Linked DNA regions of Homo sapiens: region 1 is linked to region 2. A link is a loop called in an ENCODE intact Hi-C map of the cell type or tissue named here. Cell type or tissue: Caco-2. All regions are shown on one strand. Each heading gives the region's core, and the rest is flanking DNA. Links, peaks and the distances in the headings are about the cores only. Region 1 has its middle 9.9 kb from the start of KRT6B. Region 2 overlaps KRT82 (keratin 82).

Region 1 (4,397 bases), core at 153-4,152, 66 kb after region 2:
ATCTTTGTTCTGATTAGTTTCAAAGAACTTCTTGATTTTTGCATAATTTTATTATTTACCCAAAAGTCATTCAGGAGCAGGTTATTCAAATCCCATGTAATTGTCTGGTTTTGAGTTAATTTCTTAGTCTTGATTCATAATTTGTGCTGTGGTCCGTGAGACTGTTTGCAGCTGGCTTGATTTTCAGATCAACTGTCAGGGTATCACAGTACTTGTGTTCAGGAACCCCTATTTTACTTAAAATACTAATAATAACTTAATTATTGGTTATTGTTGGTTTCTCTCTGTGCCTAATTTATAAATTAAGCTTTATCGTAGGTATGTTTGTATAGGAGATAACCCAGTATATGTATGGTTTGATACTATCTGAGGTTTGGGGCATCCACTGGGGGTCTTAGAACTATCCCCATGGATAAGGGGGGACTACTGAACCTCCTTTTCATGCTCTACTCTTTGGAAAGAAGTCATTAATCACAGCCCACACTTAAGCGGGGAGCAGTTACACTCTACCTCATTCTGGGGGAGCACTTATATAAATTGTTTGGAATTCTTCCATGTGACAGTTGTCTATCCTCTCTCACTGATTTACTCAATCATTTATTTATAGCACTATAGGTTTATGGGTATTTATTTTGTGCTTTGTACTATATTCCAATACATACATTTAGTTATTTACTTCATTGCTCAACTTTTTCCAATCTGGCCATTGGCAGCACTTTTAATTGACACCTTGTGTTTTTTCATTTTTGTTTGCTTCTCTGTTATTTAAAAAACTTCCTTACTTTCTGACATGGCAAGATGCTCCAGGATCATCTTTTATGTCTCCTGCCCTAGTCCTAAAATCAACAATTTCTCCAAGAGCCACTTGCTCCTAGTCAGGGTTCTTCAGATAAACTGAACCAATAGGAGATAAATATATAAAGAGATTTATTTTAAGGAATTCACTCATATAACTACGGAAAATGGCAAATCCAAAATCTGCAAAGCTGATGTGTCAGTTTGACTTTGAAGGCTGGAAGCTGCTGTAGAACCAGAGGGAGCTAATGTCCCAGTTTGAAGGCCATAAGGCAGGAGAGTTCTCTCCTACCAGAGGGAGGGTCAGTCAGGCTTTTGTTCTATTCAGGCCTTCAGCTGATTGAATAAGACCTACCCACAATAGGGAGGGCAATCTGCTTTACTCAGTCTATGGATTCAAATCTTAATCTCATCCAAAACATCCTCACAGAAATACTTAGAATAGTGTTCACCAAATATATGGGCACCTGTAGCCCAGTTAAGTTGACACATAAAATTAACCATCATGGTAACAGTGGGTAAGAGTGGGTAATAGCATTAGCAACCAAGATCTAGGTACAAGATGTGCTCACTGCTGCTGGTGTGTCACTGCTTCTGGGCCCTGTTAGGTGACAATAAATACATTTATATGTATTATTATATGTAACAATTTGTATCTATCTATTCAAGTCTCCAACTTGAATTCATTACCACATGGATCATTCTAGCATCTTCTCTTGCTTATCTACAACCTCACATAACAACAGCAAAAACCCTGGCTGCGACTATCTGCTATCCATTTACTTAATTGTTTTGTTCCTCAGTATGTATTGTGATGGGACCATATAACATGAATGGAACACATAACATCCATGGAAGTTGCCACATAAAATTAATCATCAGAACATATGTTGTGGAATAGAATTAAAATTAGAGGGAAGATGGATTGGAGACAGGGCTGACTTGCAGCTCCCACTTTGAAGAACAGAACATCATATGGAGACTCACACTGTGAACTTTTGCTCCAGGAACCACTGCAGAAGCATACCATGAAAACAGAAAGAAATCACAGATTTTTTGAAAAGAGAAGAAGGCCATTGCAAATTCCACAAGACAGATGAAGAACTCCAGTCACAAAAGACATAAACCGTTGAGAGCTTTATGACCCCAGCCATCACCTGAGAAACCTGAATACTTATCCTGGCCAACTTAGGGCAAGCTTATATTCCCCTTCTACTATCGCAGCTGGTGCTCTCTCAAAAGTGCCACCTCCTGGCTGGAGGCCAACCAACTCAGGACAGTACAGCAACTCAGGACAGAACAACCCTGCTCCAAAGAAGGAGAAAAAAACGGCTCATTCCACTGCCTGCAACATTCTGGTCTGTCGATGTGACAACTTCACTGCTAGCATAACCAGAATTTGAGAAAACCAGCACACTAAACATATCAACAACGAAAGACTCTCACAGAGTCTACTTCACACCCCTGCCACCTCCACCAGTCATAAAAAGAAATCAAATAATGGCATTCATAGCAGCCTGGCTAAAGTTGGAGACCATTATCCTAAGTGAAGTAACTCAGGAATGGAAAACCAGACATTGCGTGTTCTCACTTGTAAGCGGGAGCTAAGCTATGAGGACTCAAAGGCATACAAATGATATAATGAAGTCTGGGGACTTGGGGAGAAGGGTAGAAGTGGGGTGAGGGATAAAAGACTACACACTGGGTACATTGTACACTGCTTGGGTGATGAGTGCACCAGAGTCTCAGAAATCACCACTAAAGAACATTTCCATGCAACCAAACACCACCTGTTCCCCCAAAACTATTGAATTTTTTAAAAACACATCTTGCAGAATAGAAAAAAAAATTTAAATTATGGTGGAATATTTTTGTGGGAGTTCCCAGATATCTGGTAAAACATTTTTCAGGGTGAGGGTGTGTCTGTGAGTATGTTTCTGGATGAGATTAATATTTGAGTATATATACTGAGTAAAGCAAATTGCCTTACTTATGTGAGTGGGCCTCATTAAATTAGTTAAAGGGAAGAATAGAACAAACAGGTTAGTAAGAGAGAATTCCTTTTGCCTAATAGCATTTGAGCTGGGTTTTTTCTGCCTTTAGACTCAAACTAGAACATTTGCTTTCTTGGGTCTCCTGCTGGTCCACTGCAGATCTTGGGACTTGTCAGCCACCTAAACCACATCAACCAATTCTTTATAATCTCTCTCTCTCTCTAAATACATAGGTAAGTAGATTGATAGATGCAGATAGATAGATAGGTACAGATATATATATATATTTGTGTGTGTGTGTATATATATATGAGTGTGTATATATGTGTGTGTGTGTATATATATGTGTGTGTGTATATATATATGTGTGTGTGTATATATATATATATATATACCCTATAGTTTCCATTACTCTGGAGAACACTGACTAAAGCACAGGCATAGTGGTTTCAGAATTGTTAGTCATGCCACCATGGGAAGCAGCCTTATCAACTCAAGTACAATACTGACATACAGTTCTCACAAGTTTCTTTGCCTTTAGTCTCATAGACTCCACTCACTTGCAGAGTTCCTGATGTCAGCCTTTTTTCTTCCCATCCACTTCAGGGAGGTGATTTCACACATTTGTAATATAGTTAGATCCTTTTGCCACATTGTACATTCCATTCTAAGATCTTTCAATCTCATAAATCATTTTCTTTAATTTCAAACATTAAGGTTTACTCCACAGTATAAAATTCTATGAGCTTTCCCTAATAAAAATTCCACAGTATAAAGTTCTATGAGTTTTCCACCATAAAAAAATCCCAGCAAAGTACTTTGTGGATATCAACAAACTGATTCTAAAGTTTTTATGGCGAGGCAAAAGACCCAGAATAGCTAACACAATATTGAAGGAGAACAAAGTCAGAGGACTGCAAGCATCCTACTTTAAGACTTACTATGAAACTACAGTAACAAAGACACGGTGGTATTGGTGAAAGAATAGACAAATAGATCAAGGAACAAAACAGAGAGCCCAGAATTTGATCTACATAAATATAATCAACTGATCTTTGTCAAGGAAGCAAAGGCAATACAAAGTCAGCGTTTTCAACAATTGGTGCTGGAATAACTAGGTATCTACATGTAGAAAAACAAATTTAGATACGGGTCTTATATTCACCACAAAAATTAACTTAGAATGGATCATAACTCTAAATGTAAAATGCAAAACTGTAAAGCTCCTAGAAGATAACATAGGAGAAAGCCTTGATAACCTTAGGTATGACAATGACATTTTAGATACAATGCCAAAGTCAGGAACCATGAAAGATATAATTGATAACATGGACTTCATTAAAATTATTAATAAAACTTCTGCTCTGCAAAACACACTACCAAGAGAGTGAGAATTCAAGCCACAGACTGGAAGAAAATATTGGTAAAAGACATATTCAATAAGGACTATTATCCAAACTGCACAAAGAACTCTTAAAATTAACAGTAAGTAATAACTTGATTATAAAATGGGCCAAAGTCTTTAACAGACACATCACCAGTGCAGATATAAAAAATAGATGAGCATAGATCAGAGCAATGCAAATTAGCACAATAAGATATCACTAC
Region 2 (4,397 bases), core at 309-4,308:
TTCTGTTTGTATAATAGTCTTCATTTCTGTTCCGAAGACTCCAGTCCCAAAAAGCTGCTCACCAGTTCCCCCTCAGCCTTATCACACTTTCCACAGAGCAGAGTAAATAATCCTGATTGCTATAATCCATGAACAGAGTAGGTTTATTTTGAACAGAAGCCCAGATGTTCAGGGCAGAGGCCCTGGAGCCCCAGTGGGACAGGCTTGGCATGAGGGGCTTCTGGGAGGTAGTCAGCCCACACCTCCTCCATCTATGAGCTCCTGAGCCAGGGCCTCCAAGTCAGCTGGGGCAGCCCCACATCACTGTCATATCAGACTCAAAGCAAAAGGAGCTAAAGGGTTGGGGAACAGGAAGGGGCGGCTATGTACAGAAGGGGATGGGTGGAGGGGGAACTGATTCCATTGAGAAAATGGTATCTGTTTTTGGTTTTCCAACTGTCCAGTAAACATTCCATATCCCTTTGCCCTTTGTTCTAGGCATTGGCCTGACATCACCTGCCAATGTGAGCTCAGGAGAAAGATTTATTCTCACAGTTTGGGTTCAACATACCTGAGAAAGTAAATCTACTGCCCAAAGGCCACCTCTTGATTCTCTGTGCTGAGAGGACATTGGCAGGTCCTGACTGATCCTGAAATCGTGGCACTTGGCTTTGGAATTTAGAGTGGGATTTGGGGGTGTCTCCTTTTGATATTTGCAGTGTGCATGTTTCAGGCGGTGTTAAAGGAAATTCACTTTTCTTAGGGGCATGAGAGCCTAAAGTAAGGGCAGTGTGAGCCTGTGGTGGGAGAGGAGCTGACTTTGTGAGGAAACTTCCATGGGATGATCCACAGAGCAGAACTGTGGTGTGCCCATTTGACCTTTTGGGGGTTATTGCCATTCTGCGGTTAAGAGCAATGCATGCTCTTTCTCTGCCGTCTGTCCCCACCATCTGGGCCTAGCTGAGGGTCTGCACACAGGTGAGTGGAAGGTGACTCATGAGGCAAAGGAGGGGTCCTAGGGGCAGCTCAGCTCTCAAGGAGGGAACACTGGAGGGGAATGTGGAGTCAATAAAGGGAGGTGGGGTTTTGGAACATCCTTGTCTTCAGCCCTGGTGGGAGTGTGACATCCAGGGCCATGGGGCAGGGGCTCTGTCTCCTGGATGTCTCGGATCATGCTAATGCTTGTGGCTGGGGGAGCTGCCCCCAGCTCCTAGCGTCATGCTGGATTTCCGCCCGCTCCCACAGCTCAGTAGCCCCTGGGGCTCGCAGGGGACATAGAGTTCACCAGTGCCCACGATGCTGCAGCCCCCATTGCTCCTGAGGACGCCAGTGCTGAGGACAGGCGTGCTGACCCCACATGGCTCGTACAGGAAGGCGCCTTTGGAGCTGCTCACTGCTGTGGGAACAGGAAGGGGTGCTCAGGGCCCCACACGGTGTGGCTCTCAGTGTACTGCCCTGAAACTACTCAGCCAGGCCATTCCTCCCACCTCCTGCCACTCACCTCTACAGACACCCCATTCCAGCCTCCAGCCTCCGCGTCTCCCACCCTAGCCACATAAAGTGCTTGCAAGGTCCCCATGCACCTCTCTCCTTTCCCTAGAGCCTGGGCAAGGCCAGGCTGGATTCAGCTTCACCATTTCTCAGTTTCTACTGGTCCCTCCTTCCTAAGCTTGCTTCAAATCCTCTTCCTCTAGAAGAGCATCCTCTTGTCAGGGTGGTTATTTGTGGCTTCTGGGCCCTGAAGCACTTGGACCATGTTGTTGCAAATCTGCTCCTAGTCTGACTCCCAAAAGATTTGGATAGCCCTTTCCACCAGCCTGGGAGCTCACGGCAGACAGAGCTCTTCCTTTGGGGTAGGGGAGGCATCAGAGGTCTAGGAAGGGGTGGTGTGGGCTGCCTGTGTTGGGGTGATCAACCCCCAAGACTCCAGAGCCAGTGGGGCATGGCTCATCTACTTACAGATATTCACGGGCCCGATGCCTTCGCACAGCCTGGGGATGAGAGGAAAAAGAAAACAGGTATCTACATCAAACAGATGCAGGTAAATGCAGCATCTCCCCGCTCCCGCCCTCATTGTGGACCATGTGCTGCTGTGGGTTTTCAATGAATGTGGGTAGGGGACGGGGTGAGAGATACTAGCAGCCGCCACCAGAGGGCTGGGTAATGGCCATACCTGGTAGCCCATCTTTGACCCCCTCCTGGAGGAGCTCACCTGTGCTCTTCACCCTCCAGCAGGCGCCTGTAGGTGGCGATCTCGATGTCCAGGCCCAGCTTGGAGTTCATCACCTCCTGATATTCCTTGAGCAGGCAGGCCATGTCCTGCTTGGCCTTCTGCAGAGCCTCCTCCAGCCCTGCCAGCTTGCACTTGGCATCATTGAGAGCCGCCTCGCCCTGCTGCTCTGCCTCAGCTATGGCACCCTCAAGTTTGCAGCGCTGTGGGAGGGGCGCAGAAAAGCATCACTGGGGGCCCTGGAGCCCCAAGCCAGACTCGCAGAAGAGCAGAGAGAACACGGGGGTGGCTACGTGCCAGGCTCACATTTGCGAGCTTCATCCTAGGATTGCGACATCTGGTTCCTCCAGGGAACTGGGATGGGTTTTCTGTCTAAAATACCTCCAAGAGAGCGGGGATTTTCCTCTTAAGTATGCTGAGAAATTTCTGTGGGGTTAATATGTTTTAAATGCCCAGCTGGTCTTCCCTAGCCCAGGAGAATGGAGTGGGTCTGATTTTATGAACAACTGAGAGTCACCTTGAATTTCAGGATCATAGAATCACAGTCTTTGGGTCTGAAGGGACCGTGGAGTGCATCTTTTCTATACTTGCACCTAGTGAAGCATCCTTGCTTCTCATCTTTGACATTGGTCACCTCGTTTCTGTTGGGGACCTGACTATTTCCTGTGGCTGCTCATCCTGCTGTGGGTCAGCCCTTTGGTAGAAAGGGCTTGCTTCTGCTTGAGCAAGGCAGCACAAGTTTATTCCCTCTTCAATGGCACTCACAGCAAGGATTGAACCCGCCCTGCACGGCACAGACTGGCCAGTCAGCCCAGGATGGCTGTTGCAGCAAGGAAGTCCTCCCCAGCCTCACCTGGGCTTTGACATTCTCGGTTTCTTGCTGCAGCCGCTGGATCAGTTTATTCATTTCCAGGATCTCGTTCTTACGGTTGCGGAGGTTGTCACAGTGGTTCCCAGCTGTGACTCTCAGCTCCTCATACTGCCAGGACAGAGAGGTCAGAGCCCCAGGCCCCACAAGATGGCATCTCCTAGCCTCTTTTCTCACTGTTCCCAGTCTTTTCTCCCGTGACTTCCTAGTTCAGGTGTTCTCTGGTTCTCATACTGGTTCTGCTCCTTTACCTTCTTCCGCTTCTGGGCAATTTTGGGTCCTTTATGTGGGCTGTTCCTGATTCCCATCTCACCCCATCCCCAGCTCCAGGCTTGTTAGATTTTTCTCCAGCCTCTGAGATCCCCTCCTCTGTTGAGCTGTTCTGTGTCTGGTCCTTTTCTCTGTCCCAGAGCCCAAGTTCACCTGAGGGCTCCCTCCCTTTTAGATATGCCTCTGGAACTTGGAAGGGGTTTCTGTGCTCAGCCTGGGTTGCCTAACAGACCAAGGACTGCCCATTAGGATGGGTCTGCCCATCAGGATGAGAACATTTGTATGTTTTCCACAAAAACAATAAAAAAAACAAAATGCAATTTATGTCCTACCTTGAGGTAACACTTTTTTATAAAAACCTTTGCACTCTGAATCCAATTTCTGAATAGTAGTGTGTACAGATTACATTTGTAAGTTTTAAAAAATTAGCTGACTTTAGATTTTCTGATAGTGAGTGGGAGCATATTATATAGAAAATGCAAAATGAGAGATAAGCACATAATCACACTCATTGGCTCTTTTGTTATTTGGTTACAGTAGGAAAGTCTGCAGTTGCCTAGTAAATATCCATTGTCCTCTTCTTAAAACAGAACCCCTGGCTGGGCTCAGTGACTGACACCTGTAATGCCAGCATTTTGGAAGGCTGAGGCGGGCAGATCATTTGAGGTCAAGAGTTCAAGACCAGCCTGGCCAACATGGTGAAACCCCATCACTACTAAAAATACACAAATTAGCTGAGTATGGTGGTGCATGCTTATAATCCCAGCTACTTGGGAGGCTGAGGCAGGAGGATCACTTGAACCTGGGAGGCAGAGGTTGCAGTGAGGCGAGATTGCACCACTCACTGCACTCTAGCCTGGGCAATAGAGCAAGACTCCATCTCAAAATAAACAAACAAACAAAAAACAAAAATAACAGCAACAGAAAAAACCCAGAACCAAATAGAACACTGCTTTTATTTAGGGTAACAATGAGCCCAGATAAGAGAATATTTCTCAGTCTTCCAATCAATGAGATCTATGACCATGGCTGGGTAGGGCTTCTGGGTAA

What was found. A loop is a pair of places that touch in the nucleus more often than their neighbours do. Peaks named below come from ENCODE experiments on the same cell type or tissue, not always from the same donor. Only the 100,000 strongest peaks of a DNase experiment are listed, where the experiment ranks them.
Region 1: a loop joins it to region 2, with 3 times the contacts of the local background. A loop is called at or near these places in 3 of 110 quality-filtered maps.

What each region holds. Positions count from the first base shown.
Region 1 is chr12:52,459,837-52,464,233 of GRCh38, forward strand. No RefSeq gene overlaps it. Among named protein-coding and RNA genes, the nearest start is that of KRT6B, 9.9 kb to the left of the region's middle. In Caco-2, for the core only: no CTCF peak of the experiment used is centred there; a DNase peak (open chromatin) is centred at 2,047.
Region 2 is chr12:52,393,821-52,398,217 of GRCh38, forward strand. It overlaps KRT82 (keratin 82), which reads right to left. Exons shown (of 9, transcript NM_033033.4): 6 at 3,063-3,188; 7 at 2,192-2,412; 8 at 1,939-1,970; 9 at 111-1,375. The coding sequence ends at 1,155. Among named protein-coding and RNA genes, the nearest start is that of KRT82, 10 kb to the right of the region's middle. RefSeq lists enhancers at 1,881-2,382, 2,505-2,674. In Caco-2, for the core only: a CTCF peak has its summit at 2,210 (motif pointing right); a DNase peak (open chromatin) is centred at 2,181.